Linked DNA regions of Mus musculus: region 1 is linked to region 2. Evidence: chromatin loops called from intact Hi-C (ENCODE). Cell type or tissue: left cerebral cortex. All regions are shown on one strand.

The links. A loop is a pair of places that touch in the nucleus more often than their neighbours do. Peaks named below come from ENCODE experiments on the same cell type or tissue, not always from the same donor. Only the 100,000 strongest peaks of a DNase experiment are listed, where the experiment ranks them.
Region 1: it touches region 2 in a loop (2.1-fold over the local background); 5 of 42 quality-filtered maps call a loop at or near these places.

The regions. Positions count from the first base shown.
Region 1 is chr8:48,296,813-48,304,812 of GRCm38, forward strand. Tenm3 (teneurin transmembrane protein 3) reads right to left here. Exons shown (of 27, transcript NM_001145937.1): 13 at 3,943-4,159; 14 at 2,782-2,901; 15 at 1,974-2,235. Among named protein-coding and RNA genes, the nearest start is that of Gm51531, 11 kb to the right of the region's middle. In left cerebral cortex, no CTCF peak of the experiment used is centred here; a DNase peak (open chromatin) is centred at 4,110; H3K4me3 peaks cover 652 bases.
Region 2 is chr8:48,523,425-48,531,424 of GRCm38, forward strand. All of the region lies in intron 2 of Tenm3 (teneurin transmembrane protein 3), which reads right to left. Among named protein-coding and RNA genes, the nearest start is that of Gm39178, 130 kb to the right of the region's middle. In left cerebral cortex, a CTCF peak has its summit at 4,204 (motif pointing left); DNase peaks (open chromatin) are centred at 4,209, 7,335 and 7,715.

The sequences.
Region 1 (8,000 bases), 230 kb before region 2:
TGATGGTGGTGACTTGTTTTACATTTACCCATTTATCCCCTGTCTGGGTGGGTTGGGTGGGTTGTGAATGGAGGTTGGGGGATGATCTGAGGGAGTTGGTTCTTTTCTTCTGCCATGTGGGTGTTGGTGATCAAATGCAGGCTGTCAGCTTTGCTCAATGAGCCATCCCACCAATTTCTATCCATCTCTTTGGCTACTATGCTGCTGTCACTCATTTCTCCTCTTCTTTCTCCAGTCTCACCACTCTGTGGAGACAGTCCCCTCACCAGTGCTGCTTCTGGCTTACTCAGGGACTGCCCTCTGTCTTGAACTTGCCACTGTTCATTCAGATATTTACTGCACTCTAGTGACAGGGTTTGTGTCCTGGTCGTCTTTAAATCCTCCTTGGGTATTCCGTACATCACACCTACTGTGTGAATGACTTGCAAAAAGACTACATCCATTCATGGACTTGTTGCCTATTTGAAACACATTGCTGTGGGTAGATTTCGCTAGAAACTGTCAACCTCTGGACAGATATTGCTTCTCAGTAAGGCTATTATAGAACTAAGAAGTTACGAGTTACAAGGTAGACCCGGAGAAGGAAGTATCAAATCGAATCACGGTGAAGTTCCCAAGCATCCGGTCAGAGCTGACTTGGATGTTAAAATCTCCATAGTGTCACTTCCACAGAGTGTCTGCCAGGAGAGCCTTTTTATAACCTCTACGTCTCTGTCTAGCCTCTTGCCATCTCTGTCTGCACTTCCTCATCTCATCCATGTTACAAGTGCATCTGCGAGCCAGACCCCCAAGATTCCTACCCTTAATGTCAACCACACCCTGGACTCACCCGCAACGTATCCACTGACCAGTGCCACCTTGGCAGAGAGATCTCTTCTAGCTATCACAATATAGGATTCCCACTTCCACCCACTTTACCCTGCTTCAGATGTCTAACAAGCCTTATCCTAAGTTGACGCGTATTAAGGGTTCAGTTTCTTCACTCCTTGGTTGTTAAGCTCGTAGAGAGCAAGTACTCTGACTGCTTTACCACTGGTCCCCACTTATGACTGCTATAGAACAAGCACTTCAAACATGTTTGATGAATGAATGTGACAATGCTGGTGTGTGTGCTTGCGCTTTAAAGATTATGCTATTATTTATTATTGTTGCTGTTATTATTATTATTATTGATGTAGTACTGAGATTAAACCTATTATTATTATTATTGATGTGGTACTGAGGATTGAACCTAAGAATCACACACGCTAGGCAAGTTCTTTATCAACGAGCAATGTTCCCAGCCCCCTTTACTACTGACATGGCTGCTGGAAACTGAATTCTGGGTCACAGGGAGAACAGCTAATGCTCTTTAGCAGCTGAGGCATCTCTCTGGCCCCATCTACTTTTTCTTTTGAAACAAGGTCTCACTAGGTTGTCCAAAGGCGGCTTTGAATTCATTCCGTAGCCTGGAAAGCCTTGAACCTGAAACGCTCCAACCTCCACCTCCTGAATGTCTGGAGTTACAGGCCTGCACCATTGGCCTTGTTTTGAACCACACAGTCTTACTTTGCATTTCAGAAGAACACTCATTACTGTTGTACCTAATGCCCTGCCTTTAAGATCTGAAAGTTATTTCTAAACACAGGGGAAGGAAACCACCTCTAGGTGTTTCAGTAGATAAATTGAATATTTAACATGACTGGTTCTTTAAAAGTTAGACGGTTTATTCCCGTGGAGACTAGAGCATTAAGAGATAAATTACTAGACCTTAAAATGTGATAACTAACTTTTTTAGGTAACACCTTTAGAAAGTTCATGTTTCTTGTCAAGTCACCTTTTCCAAGACATTTTTTTCCACTCTAGGACACACATCACATGTTACAGAAGTAGGATGGCACTAGAATCCTGAAAGTGTTCAAGATTATTCTTTGCAAGCCACGACTGGTGATGCTTCCATGTGAAGATGCTGCCTGCCCGCTGTAACAGCTTACCTGTGTCTCGGGGATGATGGGGCTGTCCTCAGGGGAAGACCTGAAGAAGGTGGATAACGGTGAAGACACAATGATGGGACTTGGCCTCACAAAGCCACTGAGGTCACAGCTGGGAATGTCGTTCTCCTCTTTCTTCATGACAAGGGTATCCATCACATAAAAGACATTCCAGGGAATCCACACAGTGTGGTACTGAGTGAGGAATGGGGAACGCTCAAATACCAAAGTCAGAGAAGCGCCACCATTTGCCACCAAGTCAAACCTAAGAACGGACAAGATGCACTTAGTATGACTAAGTTAGTGAGCCGCCACCTTACAATGACCAATGCTCTCCTCAAGTTAAAATGATTCACAATTAATCTTTCCTCCTAATTGTGATATGAAACAGTTTCCAACCTCTGCTCAAATGGAATTACATAGCAAGCATTTAACCATCCTTTCTCTAGTCACCGAGCTATCTATTTGCATTTCCCTAACTTCCTATCTATTCTTTGGAACCATCTGAACTCAGTTGCAGACAGTAAGAAACATCTCCAATAAATACTTCAACACAATTCTTCAAAGACAAAAAATATTCTCTGACAGGACCACAGTATTCTATCACGCCTCAGAAAACGGGATGAACTTTTATGGCAAATGAGTACATGGCTCTCAGCCTCTGCTTCCTGCACTGTCCTGGGTTTTTAAGAGTCTGAGAGTTGTTGCCTTTCTATTAAAAAAGACAATACAACATGACGGGTGATGGGTGGACGCCCAGCCTCATGCTGAGAATCCTTCCCACGGAGACAGCAGGATGCAGCAGACTCACATTCCATCCTGGCGGGTAATGGTATATCCATATTCCGAGTAGTGTAAAAACGACACGTTGACGCCAATAAGTGGGGTTCCATCAGCTGTTAGTACTTGGCCTCTGATGACGGACGCAAGACTGTGGGAAAAGTACAAAAGACTGAATGAATCTCTGTTTTCCCTGGCCAACATTATCATGATTAATAGATAAGTCAAGCCAAAGGTAAAAATATCATAAACAATCAAGGGCTATTCACAAAAAAAAGAAAAGAAAAAAGAAAAAGAAAAAAAGAAAAAAAAAGCAGATCTGAAATAGCCCCAAGACCATCTTCCTTTAAATTCAGTGTAATTTATTTCTCTAAATGCCTGGTGTTCACCCCGAGTTTTAATTTGCTGCAATCTATTTATTTTGGAGCATTACCAAGACTAGTAATTTTAAAAATTATAATTGATGCCCTTTTTCCCCCCATATAACATATATATGACTTCTAGAAGAAAAGTATCCTTTCCAATGAATTCCAGGGCAATCTGTAAATCTGCTGGGACCACAAAGTACAAGATTTAAGTGGGCAATGAGAAACACGTGTGCAGCAGCTTCTAAGCTGCTCCTGGGGCTCGGTGCATGATTGCCGTCAATGGCTGCAGACCCAGGAGTTCTGCGTAAATCATCTGCCTCTGCCCAGCGAGACGCGAGACACCTGCTTTCAGTTTCTGGTTGATTTTCAGGTCATTACTGCTCTGTAAAACACCAGTCAAACAGCTTATGCAACCTTACTGCCATGCCGTTAGCAGCTCCATTACATTAATTCATAATTATTTAGTGAGCCCAGCTTAAAAAAAAAAAAAAAAAAAAAGAAGTGCACTTCTCTTTGCCTTTTGGGGTCTTTTCATCATGCTTTCTGAAATGTTTCCAACTGGGCTCAAAAAAAAAAAAAATCAGCTGGTTAAATGAAGATTTATTGACTCCTTAACGGGATGTCCTGTTAAATGTCAGGTATTGAAATTGACAAAGTATGTGAACAGTGTCAAAAATGCTCAAAATGGGAAGTTTGATGAAGAATTTTGCAAAAAAGGAAAAAAAAACCACATATAAGCAGTTTTCTCAAACACACCCATCAGCATTTCACACAAAGCCTGCAGAACTGTTCTCAAGACCCTTATGAGGAAAGCAAGCATTAACCTCTTATTGAACGGACTTTCTCCAGGGAGCACGTGGGTGCTATCCGATCCAATCAGGAAACTGATTCGGTCATAGAAGGACTTGGCAGCTTGCTGAGATGGTGTCTGAAGGCTTTGGCTAATGATATCCTGAGGATCAGGCAAGCCACGACAGTAGGGCTGGTTTTGGCAGGAGCTCTGGAGGCAGCAATCAGGATCCATGCAGTCAATGAGTCCGTCTGCAGAGGAAGCAGCAAACCGGTTAGCCGGCTAGCCCGATCTGCTCCGTGTGCCACGCACAGCGTGGGGTGACTTGTGTCTACTGGCGGGTTTGTTTCATGGCAGTTAATTTGCCACTGTGTATCTGATGGCTATCTTTGCGAGGCATCCTTTTGGAAGCCCAATGAAATACAGACATCGTACTGGAATCTGCTTTTACAGAAAGTAAAGGGCTAGATTGAGAACAGTTGAAAGTAATCATGTTTACCATTTATTCCCAGTGAGGAATGTGCAGTACTGATTAGAACACCTTATTAGCAGGAAGGAATCAAGACAGTTGTAAACACAATTATTGAAACTGTCTATGTTTTAGAGAAATGCCCCAGGAGTTCCCATACTAGGCACACAGAGAAAACAGACAGGGACCCTTGTACGTTGAAGCTCTAAAATTCGGAAAAGGACTGCAAAGGGAGAGATGTGAAGAAGCCATCACAAACACGCTAACATAAAGTGGGTGAGTTTAGCCAGCCATCTCCCATAGAAACAGTTCTTCTAAGAAGGGTAAATTACATTCTAGCAGGGAGTAAGGCATTTCTCAAATTGATTTCTTTCTTTACTACCCCTAAAATGCAGTATTATTAAAACAACAACAACAACAACAACAAAATAGCAAATGTAAATTAGTCATAATCATGGAGGTTATAAAAATGTCAACCATGGAACATAGACCTACGATATTCGTGACATAAAGGAGCATGGGTACAGTCACCAATGTCTTCTTGCTAAGAATATTACAAAGGAACACTTGGTGGCTCACAGTCACGCACCACATGACACATTTCTGTTAACAAGGAGCTGCACGCAAGTCAGTGGTCTCAAAAGACCTAGCGCTGCTGCCTGCTAGTGTGACCTGCTTGCCCAGCGCGCTGCCAGTCACAGAAAACTGGGCTGCAAGGAACATGCCATCAAGTACATAGCATTTAATAGCGGTAATAAATGACTATGCTGCTGGTTTATTATCACTTGTTCCATGATATCATTTGCCATCTCTTCAGAGTATGTTCCGTCCGGTGCATTTTACATGATGTGCCTTGCTATGACAACAGAGGTTTCTCATGTCTCAGGATCACCGTCTCTTTAACATTAGGTAACCAGGATAAGCGAACGCTTTAGAGGCCTGGAGCAGTGATCAAATGGTTCGGTGATGCAGGTCTTGGAATGCTTCTTGGGCCTGAATATATTCTGCATGAGGCTTATCACCACCCATGTGATATGCGAGTGGCTGTCAGTCACTGCCATGCCCCCCCCCCCCTTTAAGCCCATAGTCTGATCACCAGTTAAATACATAAAACTGGATCTCTTGGTAACTGTATGTCTTAAAATAGATTAATGAAAACTATTGTGAAGATATCAAACATTCTTGGGTAACTGACAAGACAGTTTGTAGCTACTTTACCAGCAAGGAGCAGGGGATCTTATGGAAAATCCAGATGAAAAAATATTTAGATGATGTCTATATTTTATTTATACAAGTAAAAAAAAACCTACTTTATTTAAAAAGTATCCTAAAGTTTATTTGCTTTATACTATACTGAGTTTGCCCTTTCCTTATCTGATGGCAAACCGAGACAGGAGGTAACAGTGCTGATAAGCTGGCAGGATGGCTCAGTGAGTAAACATGCCTGCTACCAAGGTGTGTGTCTGACCTGAGTCTGATTTCCAGTACCCACATGGTGGAAGGAGAGAACTGGCTCCCGAAAGCTGTCCTCTGACCTTCCCATGCCTGCTGTAGTACATGCATATTCTTCACAATAAATAAAAAACATACTAAATTTTCTCTTAACAAAAGAAATAGATGAAATGTTCAGCCCCGGAGGAGGTGACCAGTAACCCAGGAGAGGTAAGAGTCATGAGATGCACGGGGTAGGACCCTTAGTCACTGTGTCTGCCTGAAGGAGAACAGAGCAGATCTTCTGTTTACTTCAGTCACTCCTGCTTACTTCATTCACTTCCTTGAATCTTCATATCAATATTTAGCTTCTCCAGCTCTCAGACCATGCGCATACGCACTCACACTCCCTTCATCGTGGTCCCGAAATTTCAGGGACTAAAAGTGTCAGGGTGACTTCAGGAGCTATGTGAACACAGAGCCTCTGCCTCTCTGGCCCTGACATCCACTGGGATGAAACATAAGGTTTTGGAGTATGGATGGCTGCAGCCATATTTCTGCCACCACAGGACCTATCTGGCAACTGGTTTGTCCTAGAATAAGCAGAGTCAAAGGCTTTAGCAAAACCCAGCAGGTCATAAACACAGTAGCTGGCCAGCCTCCTTGGGGTCTTTTAATAAACGGCCCTTGGCCTTCTAGAAGCTAAGGCATTCCTTTTTACTTGAAAGTCAATTTGGGTTGGAAGTTTTTGTAATCCCTTGAAACTGGAAGAAGCTGAGCTCATCCACAGACAGCAACTAAAATTCTCTCTGTTACTTCCTTTGAAGTTGGGGGGAAGTGAGTTCAATAGGGGCATTTCCTGACACGTTTATGATGCTGGTCTCTTCTTACATAAGCGTTCTAAAGGACGGTGATAATTTTTATACACATACGAACGAATGGTTCTGAATTTCTGATGAGAGATATCACATATTTTTCTTTACAGGTGCCACTTTTCTGTAGGTACTGCATATTCTGAAGGTCATGGGTTGGTGGCTGTTTGGAGCAGTGCACTTATTTCCTTGACAAACTCTAAAAGCATGTGTTAAGATAATCAAATGAAACTGAGCTCTCAAGTTTCATGTAAATTCATCAAAAATATTTCTTTCCTACTGAAAAAGCCATAAAGATGAAAAATGTATAAATATTTCTTGATATTTCTAATGGGAGAAAGATGAGGCCGTGCTGAGGCCTTATTCTTCATGAGGATATATTATAATAATTATATGATACGTCTTTTTTCCTCTACCTCTCTTGGAATAGAAGCATAGATTTCAAGACCTAGTTCTCTCAAGCAGGAGATGATTAACCTATGCTTCTATGCCATTTTTGGCTTCAAAAAACAAAATAAAACAACCCCTTAAAACCAACTTTAACCATTAAGTGGTGATTTATGACTGTATGTAGAGTTTCTATGGGGCTCTATCTCACTTAGGTGAGTAGCTTTAGAGTGTAACACATATGCTTGAGAGAATAATTAAACATTGCTCTTTTATATTTCTATAGCACCTCCCCACATAAGCCCTCCTCCAGCAGGGCAAGCACTGTCAAATATTACATTTAATCTCCATTAATCTGGCAAATTAAGAGTTACCTGCTCCCATCCCACCACTCCTGCAGTGCCCTCCCTTAGGCAGTACTTGGTCCAGCTGCCCAAGAGGAGCGCTCAGATTTGGCCATCCATCTTTGTTAGTTTATAAAAAGCAAATGTACATCTGGCGTGTAGTCTGCAGGTCATAAAACTGCACGGGATTGACACCTTCTGAACTAATCAGTCGGAAATGCATTTTTACAAGCCTCTCTGCTAACATCCATCAGAGGGAGAATCTCATTTTCAACGGGCGAGATGCAGGGACACACTGTTTGTTATTTTTTTGTGCAGAGTTTATCAGTAACTTGCCCAAGCAAGTGACGGATGGTTATGAATCTGGCTTCCTATAACTTGAGGAGACATTTTTCATTCTTTGTCTGCGTTCACAGCAGAGAGGCCTATCTGGTACCACGAAGTTGATTACGCACTTGCCCAAATGTACAGCGTTGCAAAATTGTCTCTGGGGAAGAGCTTCTTAAAAACCACCGGGATTCCATGGCAGTCTCAAGAATGTTACGGTGGCTCACATTTGGCTGGGATAGACGCCATTTTTAACAACATT
Region 2 (8,000 bases):
AGGAGGGAGAAGAGGAGGAGGGAGAAGAGGAGAAAGAGGAGGGAGAAGAGGAGGAAGAGGAGGAGGAGGGAGAAGAGGAGAAAGAGGAGGGAGAAGAGGAGGAGACACCTACACAAAGAATAAGCATGTTTTTTCATCTTACAAGAATTTGGATAATATTTACAGGTCCTACGAAAATCTTTAGCTGTATGACACGTAAGAAGCTAAAAGGAGGCCCGAAAGATTGGCTTTGAAGATGGAGCTGAGACCCTGCATTAACTCATGCATTGAGGACCTACACTCATAACAGATTTCTTGAGTTGTTTCTATCCCAGTTTGACTTCTTTTAAATCCGACATACTAGGTTACAAGAGGCATCCGATGAGAGGCCATAGAAATAGATGCATTCCGAGGTAATCTCTATTTATAGTTTCTAGAAAGAAATGACAAGAAAGTGTATTTCTCAAAGAATGCAAATGTCTCAGAGGCATCGCTATCCTACCATGACAAGAGTAATACTACACGTAGACATTTTCTAAGGTGAGCAACAAAAATCATAGTAAAATTTTAAAAGGTTACGGAAAAAATAGCCTTCATTCTCTTTCACTGTGACTTAAAAATAGACTGAAGATTCTACTGGGCAAAAACAAAATGTAATCATTTGATCCACTCACCAGTAACACTTGCTGGATTATATTGCACTGTGCTTTCTGCCAGTGTCTATATTATATTGTGTTGATGTAATGTTATTGGAAGGAAACTATAGTCTATGTATATATGTATGTATGTATGTATATGTATATGTATTAATATATACGGAATAGTTAATAAGTGTCTCCTATGGGTAGAAGCACATTAATAAAAGAGTTTTTAATTAGCATTAATATCAAAGGATATATTATAAATTATTATCCTAATTAAAACATGTGTATATAATAAAATAATAATTATCCTTTAAATTACATTTTCAATAAATTCTTCTAGTTCAGTAAATCCAAATAAAAACTACTTTATTATTTAAAATATGTGTATTTTAAAAATTATCTTTTTTCTGCTAAATTCAGTATTGCTTATGAAAATTCAGTGTATAATTTGTGGTATAATTTTCAAATTGAAAGGAACTAAAAGTTTAACTGATGTGAACAGCATTCAAATACAATCAATTAAGATACGGCACCTTTATTTAGAACAATGTTTTGCATTGTACTGATGAGATTTGATTCTGTCCTGTATCATATTAATATTGGAAAGAAGAAAACGAAGAAGCTGTATTGCCTCGGACAGTTTGACACACATTTTAAGACTAACTGAATTACAGTTAGAAGTTATCATAATTATGTATTCATTTCTTTTGTTAACAGTTGTGTATTTTAAATTAGGATGAATATGAAGTCGTGACACACCTTCACAATGAAACTGTATTTCATGATTGCAGATAATGAATAGAATCTAAACATATAAAATTTCAGAATCATCAGGGTAAACTAAAATGAAAAAAATAAAGTGCTGTTTATTACTAAAAAGTGTACAATAAATGAAATATTATAATTTTAGGTTTGCATTTTTGTCTCATTTACAACTCTACCCAAAGCTTAATTCAGAAACCATGTTTTTCTATCTCTTTATTTAAGATGTATTTAAATCTTAACTTAAAATTATCCAAGTCTCTCTTTGAATTATTTTTGGGGGTTATAGTATAAGTTGTCAGTTATTTGCTTGGGCAAAATAAAATTTCTTAATTCAAATCTCAAGAAAAGGATTAGATGATTATATTTTTGAGCATAAAACAACTCTCCAAACAGGTTAAGCTTTAGTGGGAACAAACAGAAATTCTCCAAGCCTTTCAAAACTAATGAAATGAATCAGTACGAACCTCAAAATCACTCCCCTGATGCCCAAAGCTCTCTTCCCTGAAACAATGGCCTCAAGTGACATCACCTGTTATTTGACTATTAAGCCACGCCTCTGTCAGGATTGCCCGGAAATCCATCACAGAAACCCAGAGGTAAAACCAGATGAAGACAATTTCACAAAGTACCTATGTGTTTTATTCTAAAATGCAAAGAGATACTACAGCATACCTGCTCAGAGCACAACTCCTGCTGTCTTTATATACAATCTCCCAAATACAGTCAAAAGGTAAATTTGTTTTTCATTTTCACTAATACTAATTTTTTTTTACTAATAATTCAAATACATATAGGTGGATATATCCTTTGAAAACAAGTTACTTAGTATATCAGTTACTGAAAAAGGACTAGAAAATTAAGTCTCAAAAATTATATTTTAAAAATGCTCCTTTCCCACGTTGGCACAAGGCAATTATAATTCTCAAGAGTGTCACTGGGACCCTGGCCTACTGCATTGCTAGGAAAAATTTCTGGGAACAGTGAGCCCTGCCAATGGCTCCTGCATCCCCACTCCTGACCCGAAACCTTCATTTACAGAGACTGTGATAGTGAAACTTCAGTATTGATTTGACTCCACAGAAAAATCAAGAATTTTCATCCATACAATGTAATTACTGAAAGCTGCTTTATTTCTAGTGCCAATTACACTAAAAAAAAAAGAGCACGGCTGAAATAAGCGAAAGCCATCTTCACAATGGCCTCAGAATTCTGTCATAAGTCAATTCTCAAAACAAAATAATTGCTGATAAAAATATAGCCAAACACGTATCGCTATTATCGGCCATATGCAGGGACTGCGGCACAGATTCCATTTTAAAGTGTCTCCATTGCTTACTTTTGCCCTGTGTACTTCCTGAATGCACATACAGAATTTTAGGGGAGAAGGGTATCTCATGGTCTCCTTCATTTATTTGTAAAAAATAAACAGCATCATAACAATTTCTTATATATTGGAATTCTTATATTCGCTCATCAATCCCTCCACCGTAAGACAGTAGTATTCCATCTAGACATCAATGAGGCTTATTTCTAATTTTGTTGTGGTTTTTTTTTGTTATACGCAATTCCCCACAGAGTGAACGATCAGACACAAAACACCAAAAAGCAAACAAACAAACAAACAAAGACATCCAACAAACAAAAATCTCCAATAATTTATCAGTAGACAGACAAAGCAAATTGATCCCTTGCAAACCTGGGCTCCTGTGTTTATTTATAAAGAATTGGCATAGCGTAAAAATAATATTTTCAACACTACAAATGAGGGTTATTACTTCCATTTCTGAAGCAATGCCTCCCTCAATGCGTTCCTCAAACATTCAAATCCCAGCTTAATAAAAACAAATGGCGTTCCTCATTTCTTCAAAATTGCACATTCAATATCATAAGCCTTGCATTTTTAACCAGACAGTAACACTTTCAAATCTAGTAATTAAGTATTCATAAGCCTGAGTTGAGGGGGTAGTGTTTGGGGAGGGAGGACTGACTATGATAAATATATTTATAACTTTCATATCAATGATTTTAAATGCATAAAAATAAATAAAAGGTAAGTTAAGATAACATAGAAGCAGAGCCTAACTAATCCCTAAAAATGTTTTGTGCCGCCTTAATAGATACCTAATTAATTATAAATATGTATAGTATCATTAGAGGATTTTAACATTTTTAGCCATCAAGAATGGTATCCTCTTTTGAACATTAGAGACTTTCAAGTTGGCAAACTAAGAGAGAACCTTTTTATATCTCACAGGAAACTAACTGAACATTGACTATATTAAGTAAACCAAAAGTATGTGTGTTAGCCTCCAAATTCTTTTACTTGCTGAACCTTATAGTTTCCAACTCTGATTTTCAATAAAATTGGGAAGCAGCTAATAACACAGAATTCATTTTTTGAGAAAAATGTTATCAAGCATAATGTGCCAAATAAGAATATATGCAATAAAATTTAGCCAAGATCCATCGACTCAAATGGTCTTCCTTTCTCAAGAAAGGAAAAAAAAACCCACACCTGATTAAGACAATGTGCTTTTACAATTGTGACTTTCTAGGCCTACATGACTGGATAATATTTTGTCTAGTGTGACAATTTTAACGCTAGGAACAAAAAAAAGGGACAATTTAAATTACAACCTATAACTGCATGGCCATAATCTTCAGTCAGAGATCTGTATTTCGTTTATGGCTGAAAAGAAGGCATCTATATCTGCTAGTCAGCGTGGTACCTACAACAATGGTATACAAAAAAAAAAGAAAAGCGACATTATGTTTATTAACTAAATCAATTTTTATACTGCCCTCTGGTGGCAAAGAATCAACTAACTGCACGAGGAAAAGTCTGATTAGGAAAACACGTGATGGGGGGGCTATAAAAAGATCTTGAAAAATAGAACAGCAAAATTTTACACCATATGTCACGCTTCTTCTTTACAGGATATTAATCATTAACCAAAATAAAATTCCAAATATGAATCTCAAATTTTAATTGCTAAAAAGTTAGAAGAATGACAGGAGCAGAAAGTGTTGTCCTCACACTTGCCATTAGATAGTTTAAAGGACACAGAAATAGCCAACGGACTACTGAGAAATTAAACAAATTATGCCCACACATCGGGGCATGGGACTAAATTCCACTGACTTGTTATTTTTAGCATATGTTCATAAAAAAAATAAGCAGGAGATCTGTAACCCTTTCAGTGCTTTGAAGGAGGATTAGTACCGCAATTGTCAAAGTAACTCTGCGCTCTCTAGAATTCAAAACTCTAAGCAGATGAAAGTGTGACAGTATTTAATTTCCACAGAACCAAGCTGACTTAGTTGATAACTGGACTGACATCCGATGCGCTTAGCTCAAATGTGAACTCTCCTGCCTTTGATGTTAATTAATGCAATAATAATAATAATAATAATTATGATCAGATATGTTCCAAAGTTGTAATGTGTAAGTAGTTACTGCATTTGCATGAATCCAAAAATATATATAATTTCTAACCTAATTCAATTTTGCTTTGCTTTGTGCCTAACTAATCACTTTGTATTCTTGGTATTTTGTTCATTATATTTCAGTTCATTTTCAACATCCAGGTTTCAGAATAATAAATAATGGTTTGGGGATATGAAGCTATTTTTATTTATGATCTTGAAAGGCGGGTACTGAAAACACAGCATAAACTGCGGTGAAAATCTGTATATCTTAGCTGTGATGCTGTGTCTCATGGACAAAATTTATTAAATAACTCAGATTTATATTTTCAAAAGTACAATCTCGGAAGCCTATGGAATTTATCCACATTGTTTGTCTTGGAAGAACATTCTAGAATGCAATAGCGAAATGATCCAGATAAGACATCTTAGAGGCTGGCAGAGATCCCTGGAGGGGGCTTTCAGAGGCAAACGGGGAAGGTTCTCAGTAAATCTATATTTCCCCCCAGTTTCTGTTCTGTATGAGCTATTGACTGAAAGAAAGAAACTATACTTGATTATCTTTGTTTGCTTGTATATTCTTACTTAGAATACCCATGGCCATCCTTTTCTTTCCAGGGGTGTCAATCAAAGCTGAAGACTGATTACATCATACCTCGAAGGGAAGGACCTACACAGGAGCCTCTGCAAGGGCCTGAGCATATAACACTCACACATAGCGCAGCACCTCTAGGAACTCTCTGGAAATCTCTACAGTTCTTGTATGTAGTGTGCTTACAGGCTTTCACGAGATCAAAGGGAGGGAACAGGGATCCAAGAAGCACTCTTGAACAGATACAAAGCATCAAGAATTTCAGGGCAACCTACACTACAAGATCTGCCTCAAAACAAAAGCAACTAACAAAGAAGAAAACATGTCAACAAACCAGAGACGTAAACAACCTATGCTAAAATTAATTTTAGAAGAATAGTCACTATCGTATCGACCTTGAAATTAGAGTCTGATGTAAAATTATCTCATAAATATTTCTTTTTCATCTTGACTTTGCCCTAAGATACAGGCTGTGTTCCAGATGGAGACCCTGTAGTATCCGGATGGAGACCCTGTAGTAACTGAACAGAGAGTCTGGAGAAACAAGTCTGGATGCGTCCTAAAAGACAAGGAAAACCTGTTTTGTTTTGTTTGTTTTTTTTAAACATTATCTTCTGGTCATAAAATCTCCATGATATTTGTCAGAATTAAGAATTATGAAGACACTTAAAATTCCATAGCGATGGATTTACAGTTCTGCCTTATGAAACCGTCTAAAGCAGATGCCACCGCCAAGGTAGCAGAGAGAGATTGATGAGCAAGAAAACAAGATGGAGTTGCTGATGGAGCAAAGACAGGAAGAAGAAAAGTATGCTATCCGTGCTATTTTTGATAAAATCATTTTAGGCCAAAGCTCAATTTCTGATTGTGTATTATGGTTTGAATGGAAATGTTGGCTCCTGTGGCTTATGTGTTTGATGTATGGTTACCAGTTTGTGGGTGGCTTAGGAAGGAGGAGAGGGTGTGGCCTTGTTGGAGTTGTGTGGCTGGAGGTGGCTGACCTATCTATCAGGTTGCAAACGTACTAAGCCTAGACTTGTTCCTTCTGCCTGTAACTTGTGGATCAGATGTAAGCTCTCCCCTATGGCTCTAAAGCCATGCCTGCCTGCTGCCATTGTACCCCGGATTCAATGGCCATGAACTTACCCTCTCAAACTCTAAGCAAGTCCCAACTAAACACTTTCTCTCACAAGTGTCCTTGGTCATGGTCTCTTCACAGCACTAGAACAGTAACTAAGATACACTTTTTCTATCTCTATCTCTATCTCTCTCTATCTCTATCTCTATCTATAATCTATATCTAACTTGGTGTGGGCTATATATGTGTGCATGCACATTTATAAATGCACATAAATATAGATATTTAAGGTTTTAGTACCCCAACATTAAATTTATCACATCGTCAGAAACTAAATTTAAAACTGATGAATTTTCCTCTAAACTTTCTCTGAAATCTTATACTAAGTAAACACTCATGAATGTGACATTTACAAATGGCTTTAGAAATCACGTCTCTATGAAACAGATTAAATTGCAAAATGTAGACACTGTTAGCCTTCCAGAAGATTCGAGTGTCAAACTCAATGTCAGCACCTACCCATGTGCACATCAGGGGAATTCTTCAACCCCTCCTGCTAGCAATGCACTCTTATAACACTTGCAATAGCTGATCTACAAGACCATATACATTATCCTTGAAAGACTTGCTCAATTCACTTCTGTAACTGATTTATAGGTTTAAGGAAGCCATGTATAAACTCAGAGTCTCAGATTAGCAACATAAAGCCTGGAGAAATCGCACGTGTGACTGTGCACGCAGTTTGTAAATGTAGAGGAAAAAAAAACTACAATTACTAAAATTTCATGTTCTTAAAAGCATGCATCATTTTAAGACTCAACACTTTCTAGTTCTTAAAAGAAATGAGCACTGTCGAGAAGCATGGTGGCACAGACCTGCTCTCACAGCTCCCCAACAGTGCTGGGTCTGGAGGATCGGAAATCCAAAGTCTACCTGGGCACCAGAGCCAGCTCAAGACCAGGGCTAAGTAACTTGGACCCTGGGTAACTACAAAACTCATGGGGCTATAGGCAACAGTAGAGCATTTGCCAAGCATGTACCAGAAAAACAAAAGAAAGCAGGCAATACAGATTCCTCCAGCATCCAAGACATCATCAAACTGACTTTTACATCTCTATTTCTTCAGGTTTTTTTTCCCTCTCCTCCTCACAACCTCAAATAGTAACTCTGGAATCACATGCTTGGAGCCACCGCCACATCATCTGTTTTGACTGACAGGAGACGTGAGGGGGAAAATGGCTACATCTGTTTTTGAAATCTGGAGAGAGAGGAAAAGGAAAGACTTGGTAGAGAGTAGACAGCTTTAGATAAGAACCATCATTTTACCAAGCCGCAAAACTGGGCAATCTGTCGGATGGAGCACCACTTAGCCGAGTGCAGGTCACTTTGGAGTGAGTCGGGTATTACCCTAGGGCTTGTGTGGAAATGGCAAATGCCAATTTGGCAAAGCAGGAGGTTTGTCATGTGTGCTTGTCTTTAAGAACTTACGTAATTCACACAAAACCGTACCGTCTCC